Regions from separate parts of the Homo sapiens genome. Here region 1 is linked to region 2. Evidence: chromatin loops called from intact Hi-C (ENCODE). Cell type or tissue: heart right ventricle. All regions are shown on one strand. Links, peaks and the distances in the headings refer to the core of each region. The heading gives the core; the rest is flanking DNA. Region 1 overlaps SORBS1 (sorbin and SH3 domain containing 1). Region 2 has its middle 32 kb from the start of SORBS1.

Region 1 (8,336 bases), core at 132-8,131, 62 kb before region 2:
GGGATAATGTCCTCTGTTAAATGAAGTGAAAACTGATACTCAAGTGTCTTAGCCAAGTTTATAAGTGTTATATAATCTTCACTTCTTCTTTTCTTTCTTTCTGTAAAATTCTTTGGCTTATACTTAGGTTTTCTGACATATAGTTCAATCTTCTTTCCACTGTACTAACACCAGGCTCTAAATTCCAAGAGGGCAAAAACCTTATCTATCTTGTTTACTCGTATTCCTCCTGAACCTAAAACAGTCGGTGCTCAATACATACGTTTGAATGACGAAATGAATCATGGGGTGTAAAAACTAGTGTGACATGGGTTCTAAATGAGAAAACTGTATTACAGGATGATTTCAGCTCATATGAAAGAATTTTAACAATTAGCCGGACACAGGGGCTCATGCCTGTAATCCCAGCACTCTGGGATGCCAAGGTGGGCAGATCATTTGAGCTCAGGAGTTCGAGACCAGCCTGGCTAACATGGGGAAACCTCGTCCTTACTAAAAAAATACAAAAATTAGCCAGGCATGGTGGCAGGTGCCTGTAATACCAGCTACTCGGGAGGCTGAGGCAGGAGAATCACTTGAACCCAGGAAGCGGAGGTTGCAGTGAGCCGAGATCACGCCACTGCACCCCAGCCTGAGCAACGGGGTGAGACTCTGTCTCAAAAATGATTAATTAATTAAGAATTTTAACAATTAAAATAATTCAAAAAATAAAATGAACTGACTCAATAAGTAGTGAGCTCCCTGTCCTTGGAAAGATGCAAGCAGAGGCCAAATAGCCATGTAACAGAAATGTCACAAAGCAACTATACACCCCAAGACAATGTATAGTTGATCTCCATCACCTCTAATATTTTTCACAAAGCTAAATTTAACTCCTGTGTGATCCAGTAGAGAGGCGGCACTCTATGAATCCTTCTTGACTACTGGTCAGCAAGCCTGCCAATAGCTTCACTACATAAGTTTACACCAATTGTTGCACTTCTCAGCCTCAATTTCCCTGGACACAAAAGGAAGTGGTTTGTCAACCTCTTGGGATTGTCTAACAAAGTGACTGGCAAATAATAAACAACTAACAGATGTACCCAAGAACTTAAAATGCATACGACGTCTGCCTTTTCCCCTCTCTGCCATTCTGCATTGCAACTAATCCTGCATCTAATTGATATCTCCATGAAAATTAAACTTGAGGAAGAACCAAGGGCAAATCCAAAACCACACTGAGCCACCCTTTGAATTCCATACCTTTGCCAGTTTAATTATCAGTCTATTATTTTTTAAAAGTCCATTCTTCTAACAGCCACTTTCTGGGCACCCACTGTGGGCAGAACACTATGCAAGACCCTTGGAGAATACAGAGAAGGCTCATGCCCTTCTCTGCCTTCTTGGGTGTGTACCTGCAACTACCACATTGTTTAAAGATAGCTCTGAATTTCCCCCACCTGGGTAATGTCGAGGGCTTCATTAAAATTTACTAGTGCAGAGCTGTGTTTACAGATTGATTTCATCAAGGAAAACCAAAACACAGAATAATAGAATGAGGAGTGAACCAAGACCCAGATGAAAATTTTTAATTTTTAAGGTCTAGGATACCAGTTGTCAAGGTTTACCTCTTCGTAACGGGTCAGAACACAGTGCTGTGCCTGGCCCAGCCCTTGTCCAAAATCCATTTCACTCACACCTGAATGATATAAAGGGGTCATCCTGAGAATGGTTCTTAGGCAACAGCTTCTCAACATCACCAACACTGTGAAGTCTTAGAGGCACTAGATTTCCAAGGGGAAAGGATAAGAAACTGGGGAAGACTCCCAGGCAGCCATATAAAGCCTAAGACTCTTTATTTACTTACTTTGTATATTAAAAACTGTTTCTGGCTGGGCGCAGTGGCTCACGCCTCTAATCCCAGCACTTTGGGAGGCCGAGGTGAGTGGATCACCTGAGGTCAGGAGTTCCAGACCAGCCTGGACAACATGGTGAAACCCCATTTCTACTAAAAATACAAAAATTAGCTGGGCATGGTGGCACATGCCTGTAATCCCAGCTATTCAGGAGGCTGAGGCAGGAGAATCGCTTGAACCCGGGAGGTGGAGGTTGCAGTGAGCCAAGATCGCACCACTGCACTCCAGCCTGGACGACAGAGCAAGACTCAGTCTCAAAAAAAAAAAAAAAAAAAAAAAAAAAAAACTGTTTCCACAGTACCAACAAATGAGAACCCACACAGCAGCTATTAAAACACTGAGAACTCCCTGGAGGACCCTACAAAGACGGTCAGTTTGGAACCAAAGCGGAGATTCCATTTGTCAGAGAAGTTGAAACCTTTGGCTCCCATGTTAGACAATGCAAATGACCTCTTCAGAATGTAGGAGGCCAAGAGAGAATGACTCAGAAAAGGGAAGCCAGTCATATACTCCAAAGCCAGAGATGAAAGGCTGAGATGAGTGTTTGCTGTCATGATTCAGCTCTTAAACAGATTCTGACAGCCACATTCAGGTGCCTGTTAACAAGGCTTTTCTTCCTTAAGGAATATCAAAAACAGCCTGCAGAAACAGTTCATAAGCATACACTGTCAAGATTCTGGACACTTAAACTACCAAGCAGTTTGCCGAGGGCATCACTGCAACGATAAAACATTCAAAAAGCTAACATTTTATTGTCCAGTTCCTGTAGACATACAGCTGAGGAGATTAGGGAGGAAAAGATTGCAGGTTGAAATCTTGTAGCCCAGAGGTCCCAAAACTCTAAGATGTTTAAGAATCACCTGGAGTGCTTGATAAATGCAGAACCCCAGGCCCAGCCCCTAAAAAGGTTAACTGTATGAACGCAAAAAAGGCACTGCCCCATAAGGACTCCATATTTCAGTAAGCACCCCATGCCTTTCAAAGGTAGGTGGTCCCTAGACAACTCTTGAGGAAACGCTGACCTGGTCCAATGGGCTATTTTTGTAAGTAAGAAAAATGAAGCCCAAAGTAGTGCAGTGACTTGCCCAAGTCCAACTTCCTAAGTCCAATAATGGCTCCACAAGGAAGAAAGCTAGAAATAAGAATAGATGCCTCACATTATAACCCAAATTGCTGAAGAGCATGGTCAGCCCCTAGGGCAGCAGACAGCAAGCTAGGTCCTTAAACAGAGCCTCTTCCCAATGAAAGAACCTGCAAAAGAGGTCCCCTGGAAGGAAGACTGATAAGCGAATAGCAATAACTGGATTCAGCAGGGCCCCTGTGTTTCTTGCCACAGAACTCTGTCTACACCCCAAACACTGTCACCTGCACTGCCACTTCCTATTCACCTGACTGTGAACACCTGCAGGGCAGGGACTGGGTCCCATCCATCTCTGCATCACCACTGTCACATAGAAAGTCTTCATGAACTCTTTTATTCCAAGAATGAACGCTGTTACCACCCTCTGCATAGAATGCCTTCCAAGACGCTGGTTCACCTGCTGCATTTCCCTTCATCCCAGCTCCAGCTCAGGTGTCACCTCCTCCCACCAGACACAACCAGGTGTTCCTTCCTACCTCTCCCAGAGGACCCTGTACTTACCTGTTAGTACTTATCACACAGCTTTGTAATCATCTTGTTTACCTATGAGACAACTCCTTGAGAGCAATGATTTTGTCTTTGAAACCTCAGCCCCTAGCTCAGCTTGCCATGCAGAAGTTGCTCAACAAATGTTTAGAAGGTGTTCAATAAACGGAGGGAGGCAGGAAGAATGAAAGGGAGAAACTAATCTAAAATATCTCACTACAGACTCAAAACCCTACAAAGTTGTAGATGTGCTCTGCTGGGGTAAAGAAATACTTTAGTATTTCCTCTGCTCAAATCTGAAAAGTCAAGTCACCTTCTCTCCAGAGCCACCATGATCAGAGAGTTGTATTGGCAGCACTTGGAAAGGTCCTCCCCTGTGAATACCCCAACACACCTGTGGTCCACCCTCAACACATTCCTTCAACTCCCTCCTCCCAGCTTAGCCAGAGCTTCCCGAGTCTCAGACCTTCCCACAGGTCTGTACTGAGAACCGAGCACTTATCTCTGCCCACCCTGTACATGTTACCTGCCCTGGGGCATCTGTGGAGGACATCGGTCCCCATACAATACTCCCTGGTGCACAGGCCAGGCAAAGCACCAAGGGAGGTTCTCCAAACATCCACAGCTAGAGAGGGGCTTTTCAGGCAAAGACGGTTTCTCTTTGAGAAGTCAAAGCCAGACTTTTGCCCTCAGCCTGCTCTGCCATGCTCTGCCACATCCCCGCACTCTAGGCAACTACCAGCTCGCAGCCAGGTAGAGCAGCACTAAACTTCCAACTCAGAGGTGCCAACTCTGTGGTTTACACCTGCTACTCCTTCACCTTTGCAAGGCCTTGTGCAGCTGGCCAGGCTCCCTCTGCCCACCAAACTGCGAGCCAGAGCCCCATTTCACATGTGCAGAAACTGCCCTAAAAGGCTAAGCGACTTGCCGGAGGTCACACAGCTCAAAAGCAGCAGAACTGGGGCTCACAGCAAGGTGTGCAGACTTTCCACTCATTGCTGCCACAGTGGCCACATGTATCAGTCGTCTCCTGGACCCAGTACGGTTTTCTCACCGTCTTAACTGGGGCCTTCCATTTTCAAAGCCAACAGCCCTTGAAACCTTTTTGAGAGATTTCCCTATTTGCATTTTAGCTGCTATATAACAAACCAGATTTCCTGATTCTTTCTTGTGTTTATTATGGTCAGGATATTTTTTCCTAATGCTCTGAGAATTATTCCCATAGGAAACATTCAGCTCATTTGGAACTCTTTTGACACTAAAACCTCTTTCCCTGAGAACCTGCCTTCAGGGGCAAAACAAGGCTGGTGGCTGCTGATAAGCCACAGCGTGGCATGGAGAAGCAGCACGGACTTTCAACGAGGCAGCCCCCGTCCCGGGTCCACCCCCGAAGACGAGCTGTGCAATCCACCACAGTCAACTTCACCTTCCCAGGTCTCAGTTTCCCCACCACACAATATAAATAATAAAACCTAACTTAAGGGATTGTTGTTAGGATTTAAGATAACATGCACAGGGGCCAACATGTGCATTGTGTGACCTTAAATCCTAACAACGACCTCTTAAGTTACGTTTTATTATTTTAACTCTCTCCCCGAATAGGAACTGATATTATTTCAATTACTTTCAGGCAAAGTCAACTTGGAGGGGAAAACACAGTATATGTATTTTTCTCATGCCCTGAGATTTCGTCCCATAAGAAATACTCAGGAAAGCCTCCTGCCACAAATAAATGCAGTCATGGAGGAGAAATCAGAAATGAAGGGGGCAGCTTGGACACCTTAGGAAGGCAAAAGGGGATGGTTACTCTCTTGGGGCTAAAAAGGCCTCTCAAATGCCCCAGGTTCCCTCAGTCCCAACCCCCACAACCTACAAGGCCTGTTATCTAAGACAAGCCACTAACCCTCACTGAGCCTCACTTCCTCATCTGCACGACACAGATAACCTCACCAACAACCCCCAGCTGTCCAGGATGGTGGAAGGAAGGGTTTCTCCAAGGGTGGCCTGCACACCCCCTGCACCTCAGGCCCTGCTGGGAACCTTCCCGGCCTCTGGTTCCTGCTCCTTCCTTCCTGACAGAGCCTCCACTCTGTTCAGGTACCCACCCCACCTCCAGATGGCTCAGGAAATGGGATCCCCTTTCAGTCAACAGTGATTGACTCAGGGAAGACATGTAACCCAACTCCAGCCAAGAGGGCATGATGAGAAGAGAGCTGGTGGTGCCTCCAAAAGCTTCCTGACTCCTGAGAAGAAGCACCAGAATCCATTTATACCCTTCTTTCCAAGAATGTTGTGTCTGAGATGCTTGGAAATGCTGTGGCTGTCTCATTCCCAGCTTGCAAATGAAGATAATGCCAAGGATGACAGAGATGAGAAGAAGCTGGGGTCTTGTTGACATCACCAAGCCACTGAAACAATCAATCCCAAACCCGCCCAGTGTCTGGATTAAGAATGGCCCCATTGCACAACTCCAGGGGGCATGATTCACATTGCAGTCCACATGAAACCACTCCTGTTTGAAAGACAATGAATTTCCCTATTGTCATCCTGTGCAGGCTAGACAACTCCATCTTGAATGTTAATCCATCACATTGACTTCTGATTAACCACTGTTCATGGAAGGCCTCTAAGATTTCCAGTGTATCGGTTCTTCTTTGTCTAAGAGACTGTACATAAATCCTGCCCTTAGGTGAAAACAACCTTGATATTATCATGCTTCAAATGTCCTACACATCCCTTCGTAAGTCACTCCCTCCCTATGGTACCGTATATAAACCCTGGGTCTTGGGGGTAATAGCGCAGGGATCCACCATCTTGTCTCACCACCATCCGAGACACAGACATGGTTTCTGTTCATAAGTCCCTATTGAATGTTTCTTTCTGAGAAACTAGATAAATCAGCCTCTTTCTTCAGCCTGTCAGCATCCTTGAACTTTGGGGGTAGGTTCGCATAGGCCTGCCCACTGCAAAACATAGCCAATCTGACTTAGGGTTTCTGACTTGCAGCTGAAAAAATCTGGGTATGACCTGCATAACCTAGGGAATATATTAAAAATCACGAGTTTTGGGTCCACCAGAGAGTAATATGCATTTTTAACAAGCACCCCAGGGGATTCTTACGCTCCCCAAGTTTAAGAACCAGTGATTTAATGGAATGTAGAGATGTCCAGTGCAATGCCAGGCACACAGACAACACTATGCCACAGTCCAAAATGGACTTACCAGAGAAACACCATCCCACTTTTTCACTTGTGAAAAACTGCAGAAAGAACAGATGAGGACAACCAAAAGGGGAGTGATGAGCTGTCAAACAAATAGCACCTCTTCCCCTAAAAGGCTGCTTCTGCGTGGTTTTAGGAAACCGTCTGCTAACATTCAGCCAAAATTCTCTCCCAGGACAACCCACTGCTGCTGGTTGCCTCCACAGCTGCACAGCTGGAGTCTACCTGGACCTCTGTTCTTGTGGACCTCAGCACACAGCACAGCAAACAGGCTCACGGCCACATGACTGGCCGTCCCGCTCTCCCGGTGGCCATTTTAACTTTATTAAAAGGTCATTTTCCTGGCCTGGCTATCTCTTATCCTGGACAGATCACCCCCTGTGGCACCAGGAAATGGCAAAGGAAGCTGGATTTATTAGAAGAAGATAAAAGAAGGAGCTGGCTGAGCCACCAGGCTGTCTAGAAATCATTGTTTTTGAAATGTCAAATATCCAGAAATCCTAAGGGGTCACAGCTATGCCCCTAATTCCAAGAGTAAACCAAGACCAGAGAGGGGGTGGGACTTGGGGCCCCCAATCATGCAGCTTTTTCCTTTTTTTTTTTTTTTTTTTGACATGGAGTCTAGCTCTGTCACCCAGGCTGGAGTGCAGTGGCGTGATCTCGGCTCACCGCAACCTCCACCTCCCGGGTTCAATCGACTCTCCTGCCTCAGCCTCCCGAGTCGCTGGGATTACCGGTGCCTGCCACCATGCCCAGCTAATTTTTGTGTTTTTAGCAGAGACAGGGTTTCACTGTGCTGGCCAAGCCGGTCTCAAATGCCTGACCTCATGATCCGCCCTCCTCGGCCTCCCAAAGTCCTGGGATTACAAGCACGAGCCACCGCGCCCGGCCCATGCAGCTCCTTCAACACTAGTCAGAGTCATAGGGGTTTCCTACCATGGCAATGCTAAGGGATGATCAGGGGGCAGAGACTGTGTGGTGTGGATAAAAGGAGACTGGAAGGAGGCATCAGCACCAATTTAGAGAAGCCCTTTCAGGACATGAGTTGTGTGAATAAACCGTGAAGGCCAAGGGCAGCAAAGAACATCTCACCTGCTCTTTTTGATGTTAAGATCCTTCGGGTAGGCCTATTTAATTCATTTTGGCTTTTTTTCCCCATTCAATAAGTATTTGAGTGACTATTAAATGAAGAAGGCTACACTAGGGGTTGCAGTGACAAGGGAGGGGGCCAGAGCTGAAGAAAGCACGAAGCATCTCAGTCTAACAGTGAGGATAAGGCAAACACAGAGGAGAAAGTGAAAAGCAAGTACCATTAGGGGAAGTGTCCTCTTCAGAAGACCTCCCTACACTCCCAAGTTCAGTGATCAGGCACCCTCCACTCTGTGCTTCCCCAACACCCTCGGCATATAACTATCATTGCAGCTACCACACTGCACCATATCTGTCTGTCTCCCGTAGCAAGAGACTCAACATCTCGTTCATCCTCACATATCTAGCACAAGTCCTGGTACAAGGAGGGACTCAATAAGCACTAGTTGATGAAATGGATAAATGAATGGATGGATGATGGGTGGAGAGATGGATGGATGAGTA
Region 2 (8,336 bases), core at 168-8,167:
AAATCCCAGACTCATTATCCTCTGCTTACAGCCAGCACCAAGGCAATAAGGGGAGATAAAAATGAGAAAAAAATGATGATGATGATAATAATACTTATTTTTTGAGCACCTTTTATACCAGGAATTGTGTTAAGTGCTTTACATAAATCATTTTATTGAATCAAATCCTCATAAACAACTCTGGGTTTGTTAGGACGCTTTTGACTCCATGTAAGAGAAATCCCAAATAAAAATAGCTTAAACGTGAGGAAATGAGTTATTTTCTATGTAATAATAAGTCCCTACCAGGGGTAGCTTTAGGGTTGGTTAAATTAGAAGCTTGATGATGTCATTAGGCACCCCAGTTCTTGCCATCTTTTCACTCTGCCATCCTTAGTTGGCTTGGATCGTCAGCCTGGGTACCCTTGTGACCACAAAATGGCTGTTACACTTCCAGGCATCCCATCTGGACATGACAGTATTTAGCAGAGGGACGATCTCTTCCTTGTATCTTTTTTAAGTACAAGAAAAGCTTTCCAAGAAGCCTCTAGTTGATCACCCCTCTCATCTCAGTGGCCAGAACTGGGTCATACATGCATGCTTAATCCAACCATTGACCCAAAAGTGGTATTATTGCAATGGGCCTACACCAAGCATAATTCACCCCTGAGTTGAAAGAGGAAGAGATAAAACACTCTGAAAAAAAAAAAGAAAAATGAGATCTGGCCAGGCGCAGTGGCTCATGCCTGTAATCCCAGCACTTTGGGAGGCTGAGGTTGGCGGATCATGAGGTCAGGAGATCAAGACCATCCTGACCAACATGGTGAAACCCCTCTCTACCAAAAACACAAAAATTAGCTGGGCGTGGCAGCGCGTGCCTGTAATCCCAGCTTCTTGGGAGGTTGACGCAGGAGAATCGCTTGAACCAGGGAGGCGGATATTACAGTGAGCCAAGATCGCGCCACTGCACTCCAGCCTGGTGACAGAGCTAGACTCCGCTCAAAAAAAAAAAAAAAAAAAAAAACAAAACAAAAACACTATTTTTCAGCAAAGAAAAGGGGAGGAACCCATTCGGTAGTTAACCAACAGTGTCTGCTGCAAACCTTCGAGATACACATGAGCAATTCAGAGGGGTAGAGTGATTTGCCCAAGGTCAAACAACCAGTTAATTGCAGATATGGAGTCTGAATCCGGAACTGTCCATCTCTAAAATCTACTCTTTTAACCTGTATTCTGGGAGGCAGTTAGTCCACACTAAATTCTTTTGCCTTTGAGAAACGCAGGTTGCTAAGGCTGTCCTGATTATTTCATGAAAATAACTGGTGTAGGAGCTACAAATTGATCATATTCAGGAGACCAAGCCACACAGCAAACTTATCTAGCCTCACTGAATCTGTTCCCCACTGGCTCACTCAAGTCTCCTCAAATACAGTGGTGAGGAAACTTAAAAGAAGCTCAATTCGGCAAACAGCAGGCTTCAGTCTTAGATATCTGGCTTTCGGAGTGGGCATCATAAGTGAACAAATATCCTTTCTGTGTCCTTCCACATCTCCTCTTATTGGTATTGCCACCTTTGGGGAATTCTTTCTACCCAATTTCATTTATTTGGTTCTGATAGGGACTTCCAGTGACAGTACCAAGACATCAAGTCCCAGCTATTCAGGAGGCCAAGGCAGGATGATCACTTGAGCCCAGGAGTTTGAGACCAGCGTGGGCAACACAGTAAAATCTCATCTCAGGCCAGGCGCGGTGGCTCATGCCTGTAATCCCAGCACTTTGGCAGGCTGCGGCGGGTGGATCACGAGGTCAGGAGATCAAGACCTTCCTGGCCAACATGGTGAAACCCGTCTCTACAAAAAGTACAAAAATTAGCCGGGTGTGGTAGTGCATGCCTGTAATCCCAGCTACTCAGGAGGCTGAGGCAGGAGAATCGCTTGAACCAAGGAGTCGGAGGTTGCAGTGAGCCGAGATCACGCTACTGTACTCCAGCCTGGTGACAGAGCGAGACTCAGTCTAAAAACAAAAAACAAAAAAACCCTCAACTCTATCAGTCAATCAATTAGTCAGAGATGACATTAAAATCAAAATAGTTAAACAATGGGAAAGCACAGACACCAACCAATCACAAGGGACGCTGGGCTAGCCATTAACTCTTAGTTGTTGGGCCATGGGGAAGTCCAGGGTGTCCCAAGGAGGTCCAGGATGGCCAGGAGATGAGGACAGGGAACTTAGGAGTCTTGGGTCAGTAGGTATTTACCAACAGCTATGGAAATATTTCACTTAATGCGTTCTTAATTATAAATATTGCATGTTTCAGTTCTCGAAAGCCCATTTGGTTCTTTTTTTATAGATTCGAATGCTCTGTTGAAATTCTTTATTTTTCATCTATTGTACTATTTTCTCTATTTACCATGTTTATAATACTCATTATAAAGTCCTTGTCTGCTAACTCAAATATCAGAATCAGTTGTGGGTCTGCTTCTATTGCCTGCTCTTTCTCTACTTTTATTTTTTTTTTCTGAGGCAGGTTCTTGCTCTGTTGCCCAGGCTGGTGTGTGGTGGTACAATCATGGGTCACTGCAACCTTGACCTCCTGGGCTTAAACAATCCTCCCTCCTTAACCTCCCAAGTAGCTCGGACTACAGGTATTGTGACTAAGCCCAGGTAATTTTGTTTGTTTGTTTGTTTGTTTGTTTGTCTGAGACGGAGTCTGGCTCTGTCGCCCCAGGCTGAAGTGCAGTGGCACAATCTTGGTTCACTGCAAGCTCCGCCTCCTGGGTTCATGCCATTCTCCTGCCTCAGCCTCCTGAGTAGCTGGGACTACAGGCTCCCACCACCACGCCCGGCTAATTTTTTTTGTATTTTTAGTAGAGACAGGGGTTTCACTGTGTTAGCCAGGATGGTCTTGATCTCCTGACCTCATGATCCAACCGCCTTGGCCTCCCAAAGTGCTGGGATTACAGGCGTGAGCCACTCTGCCCGGCCACCCAGGTAATTTTTTAACTTCTTTTTTTTTTTTGAGACAGGATCTCGCTCTATCACCCAGGCTGGTGTGCAGTGGTGCGATCTCTACTCACTGCAACCTCTGCCTCCCAGATTCAAGTGATTTTCCCACCTCAGCCTCCCAAGTAGCTGGGACTACAGGCATGTGCCACCACACCTGGCTAATTTTTCTATTTTTAGTAGAGATGGGATTTTGCCATGTTGCCCAGGCTGGTCTCAAATTCTGAGCTCAAGTGATTCACCCACCTCAGCCTCCCAAAGTGCTGGGATTACAGGCATGAGCCACTGCATCCAGCCTGTTTTTTTCCTTTTTCTTTTTCTTTCTTTTTTTTTTTTTTTGAGACAGAGTCTCACTCTTGTCACCCAGGCTGGAGTGCAATGGTGCGATTTTGGATCACTGCAACTTCCATCTCCTGGGTTCAAGCGATTCTCCTGCCTCAGCCTCCTGAGTAGCTGGGATGACAGGTGTCCACCCCCACGCCTGGCTAATTTTTGTATTTTTAGTAGAGATGGGGTTTCGCCATGTTGGCCAGGCTGGTCTCAAACTCTTGACCTCAGGTGATCCACCCACCTCGGCCTCCCAAAGTGCTGGGATTACAGGCATGAGCCACCATGCCCGGCCCCTGCTTATTTTCCTTATCAGTCACATTTTCCTGCTCTTTGCATGCCTTATAATTATATAAAAGAAAACAGAGGCAAAAGATGATATTATTTTCCTCCAGTGATGAATCTCTTTTTCTTCTGTTAGCAGATGGGGTGAGGGACTGATCACCTTAACCTAGTCAAGAATTCAGCTGGGTTGAGGCTGGGTTGCAGTCTTGGTTAGTCCCAGTCCACCTCTGAGTCACCACTATTCCTTGGATGGAGCCCACTCAAGCTTTTCATTGGCATGTCTCTGTCTTCTCATCCCTGAAAGCCTATGGAAGATTCAGCTCTGTTCTTAGGAGCTCCAGCTTAGCTCTAGATTCTAACATTACACCAGATAACATTGATCATCAAAAACTCTACCAGTTTCTCTTTGCCCCAGTAGAGACCCTATGCCTGGGTCAAGCCCTATCCTTGGCCTGTGCACAGATTTGGCAAATACCCCCTGGGAAGAAAATGGTCAGAGACAATCAGCACATTTAGAAAGGGCTCTTTCCGGCCGGGCGCAGTGGCTCACGCCTGTAGTCCCAGCACTTTGGGAGGCCAAGGCGGGCAGATCACCTGAGGTCAGGAGTTTGAGACCAGCCTGACCAACATGGTGAAACCCTGTCTCTAATAAAAATACAAAATTAGCTGGGTGTGGTGGCACATGCCTGCAATACCAACTACTTGGGAGGCTGAGACAGAAGAATCACTTGAACCCAGGAGGCGGAGGTTGCGGTGAGCCTAGATCGTGCCATTACACTCCAGCCTGGGCAACAAGAGTGAAACTCCGTCTCAAAAAAAAAAAAAAAAAACGGAAAGGGCTCTTTCCTCTCCAGAATTTCAGTTCATTAGTCCTCATTGATGGCACAACTCTGAGGTGTCTTAAAAAGGTGATTTCTGTAACTTACTCTGTTTTTTCTAGTTGCTTCAGCAGGAGTGTTGGATTGTTCCTACATATACATCCTATCCAGAAGAGGAAGCCCTCTGAAACCCTTTCAACATTTAACCATAGTGAGGTCATCCAGATATATACGGCTGAATCAACCCAGAGCATACCATGGCCCCTGCTCCACACCTCTACTACAGTGAGGACAGGTGGCCCAAACAGACTAGAGTCTTTTTGCAGCGAAACTGGGGACCATGAGCCTTTTTATTTTTACAGTGGGTGGAAAGTCTGACAAAGCTGTGAGAATAAGTCTGGAAGCTTCCAATGGCTATGCCCCATGCTCATGGAAGAGGCCAGTCTCCAGCAGGAGGAAATGAAGCCCTTCCACGGAAAGGAGAGGCATTGGGAGCACCCAGGGGATGTTGGAGTCCCTGATTCCAGTCACTTGCTCCTGCTGTGGTTTGGTTACCTGAGCCACATACTTCCCTTTTCTTCCTAAGCTAGTTCCAGTTTCTTTTTTAAAAAATTTATTTGTGTATATTTATGGGGTACATGAGAAAATCTGTTATATGTATATAATACATAGTGATCAAGAAGCGGCATTCGGGGTGTCTGTCATGTGAGTACAACACATTTTTGTTAAGTTTAGTCATCCTACTCTGCTATGGAATATTGAATTTATTCCTTTTATTTTACTGTATATTTGTATGTTTTAACACTTCTCTTTATCCGCCTGCCCCCCACCACTGTCCCTTCCATCTCTATTATCTGTTTTTCCATTCTTTAGCTCCATGTGGTCAATTTTTTTAGCTCCTACATATAAGTGACAACATGCAATATTTGTCTTTCTGTGCCTGGCTTTTTCCACTTAAGAGAATAACCTCCAGGCCTTGTGGCTCTCTGAGCAGCACCACGGTGGTTGGCAAGAACAAGCACCTTACAAAAGGCAGCAAAAAGGGAGCCAAGAAGAAAGTGATGGATCCATTTTCTAAGAAAGATTGGTATAATGTGAAAGCATCTGCTATGTTCAATATAAGAAATATTGGAAAGACGCTAGTTGCCAGGACCCAAGGAACCAAAATTGCATCCGATGGCCTCGAGGGTCGTGTGTTTGAAGTGAGTCTTGTTGATTTGCAGAATGATTAAGTTGCATTTAGAAAATTCAAACTGATTACTGAAGATGTTCAGGGCAAAAACTGCCTAACTTCCATGGCATGGATCTTATTCGTGACAAAATGTGTTCCATGGTCAAAAAATGGCAGACAATGATTGAAGCTCACGTTGATGTTAAGACTACTCATGGTTACTTGCTTTGTCTGTTCTGTATTGGTTTTACTAAAAAAAGCAACAATCAGATACGGAAGACCTCTTATGCTCAGCACCAACAGATCCGCCAAATCCAGAAGATGATGGAAATCATGACCCAAGAGGTGCAGACAAATGACTTGAAAGAAGTGGTCAATAAATTGATTCTAGACAGCATTGGAAAAGACATAGAAAAGGCTTGCCAATCTATTTACCTTCTCCACGATGTCTTTGTTAGAAAAGTAAAAATGCTGAAGAAGCTCAAGTTTGAATTGGGAAAACTCATGGAGCTTCATGGTGAAGGCAGTAGTTCTGGAAAAGCCACTGGGGACAAGACAGGTGCTAAAGTCGAATGAGCTGATGGATATGAATGACCAGTCCAAGAATCTGTTTAAAGTTCAGACTTATAATAGTGGCAAATAAAAAGTCCTATTTGTGATGAAAAAAAATAATGATAATCTCCAGTTCCATCCATGTTGCTGCAAATGACATGATTTCATTCTTTTTATGGCTAAACAGTATTCCATTGTGTATATATACCACATGTTCTTTATTCTACCATTGATGGACACTTAGGCTGATTCCGTATCTTAGCTATTGTGCATAGTGCTGCAATAAACATGCAAGTTTGCAGATATCCTTTTGATATATTGATTTCTTTTCCTTTGGGTAGATACCCATTAGTAGGATCGCTGAATCAAATGGTAATTCTACTTTTAGTTTTTTTAAGAAACCTCTGGCCAGGCACAGTGGCTCATGCCTGTAATTCCAGCATTTTGGGAGGCCAAGGCAGGTGGATCTCATGAGATCAGGAGTTCGGGACTCACCTCGCCAACATGGTGAAAACCCGTCTCTAATAAAAATACAAAAATTAACCAGGCATGATGGTGGGTGCCTGTAATCCAAGCTACTCAGGAGGCTGAGGCAGGACAGTCGCTTGAACCCGGGAGGCAGAGGTTGCAATGAGTTGAGATTGCACCACTGTACTCCAGCCTGGGCAACAGAGTGAGACTCTGTCTCAAAAAAAAAAGAAAAAAAAAAGAAATCTCCATACTGTTTTCCACAGTGGTTGTACTAGTTTACATTCCCACCAACAGTGTAAAAGAGTTCCCCTTTTTCCATATCCTCACCAAGATGCTATTTTTTTATCTTTTTAATAAAAGCCATTCTGATTGGAGTAAGATCTCATTGTGGTTTTGATTTTTATTTCTCTAATGATTAGTGATGGTGAACATTTTTCATATACCTGTTGGCCATTTACATGTCTTCTTTTAAGAAATGTCTATTTATGTCTTTTGCCCACTTTTTAATGGGATTATTTGTTTTTTCCTTTTTGAGATTTTTGAGTTCCTTTTATATTCTGGATATTAGTCCCTTGTTGAATGAATAGTTTGCAAATATTTTCTCCCTTTCAACAAGTTGTCCCTTCACTCTGTTGATTGAAACAATCAACTGCTGTTCAGAAGATTTTTAGTTTATTATAGTTCCGTTTGTCTATTTTTGTTTTTGTTGCCTATGCTTTTGAGGTCTTAGTCATAATTCTTTGCCCAGGCCAATGTCCAAGAGAGTTTTTCTTAGTATTTTTATAGTTTTAGATCTTATGTTTCAGTCTTTAATCCATTTTGAATTTACTTTCACATATGGTGAGAGAGAAGGATCCAGTTTCATTCTTCTACATGTGGCTATCCAATTTTCCCAGCACCCTTTATGGAAGAGGGTGTCCTTTCCCCAGTGTAAGCTCTTGGCACCTTTGTTGAAGATCAGTTGACTGTGTTCTCTAGTCTGTTCCATTGATCTATGTGTCTATTTTTATACCAATACCATGCTGTTTTGGTTACTATAGCCTTGTAATATACTTTGAAGTCCTGTAACATGACGCCTCTAGCTCCAGTTTCTTGAGAGTCTGGACCATCTCTATTTTCTTTGCCCTTGGGCTTTATAAGACACCCCTATGTCCATATAATACATTATCCTTTTCTTCTTAGGCAGGGCAGAGGTGGTTTATGTTACCTGTAATTCAACGAGTCTTAACTAAGACTACTTCTTTAATGGTGGGGCAGGTTTAGAAGGGTCCGGTGAAATGTGTCTCCCTCATTGCACAGAAGGAAGAGAAAGAGGATGAATGGTGATATTTCTGAGACCACAACTTTGGATCATGAATCCTCAGGCCAAGGAGAAACTGATGCCTCTAGATTCTGATCACTCTACTCCACCATGGGAAGAAATTCAGACATGCCTAAGAAGTTGTCTGAATCTGTCATCCAAAGCCAACCTGTCTTACCTTAATCTTTGATTAAAGTAAACTGCATTCCCATCCCCAGACAATATTAAAAAATGGGGGGAATGGAAACAGGGGAGATTCCTGTGTTTCTACATTTCACTTACTCCTGGGGCTCCCGAGTTGCAGATGAGCCTGAAGTTTACACCAGAGAATAAATAAGATAGCTGTTTGGACATCACACACCACTTTGCCAGTTTCCGTTCTCTTGAATTATTTACCATCTAATTGTCTGCATTGAAACAGAATCTGGAA

Evidence for each region. Peaks named below come from ENCODE experiments on the same cell type or tissue, not always from the same donor. Only the 100,000 strongest peaks of a DNase experiment are listed, where the experiment ranks them.
Region 1: it touches region 2 in a loop (7-fold over the local background); 3 of 110 quality-filtered maps call a loop at or near these places.

What each region holds. Positions count from the first base shown.
Region 1 is chr10:95,526,768-95,535,103 of GRCh38, forward strand. All of the region lies in intron 1 of SORBS1 (sorbin and SH3 domain containing 1), which reads right to left. Among named protein-coding and RNA genes, the nearest start is that of SORBS1, 30 kb to the right of the region's middle. RefSeq lists an enhancer at 4,607-5,354. In heart right ventricle, for the core only: no CTCF peak of the experiment used is centred there; no DNase peak of the experiment used is centred there; H3K27ac peaks cover 7,178 bases.
Region 2 is chr10:95,589,182-95,597,517 of GRCh38, forward strand. It overlaps the pseudogene RPS3AP36. Among named protein-coding and RNA genes, the nearest start is that of SORBS1, 32 kb to the left of the region's middle. In heart right ventricle, for the core only: no CTCF peak of the experiment used is centred there; no DNase peak of the experiment used is centred there.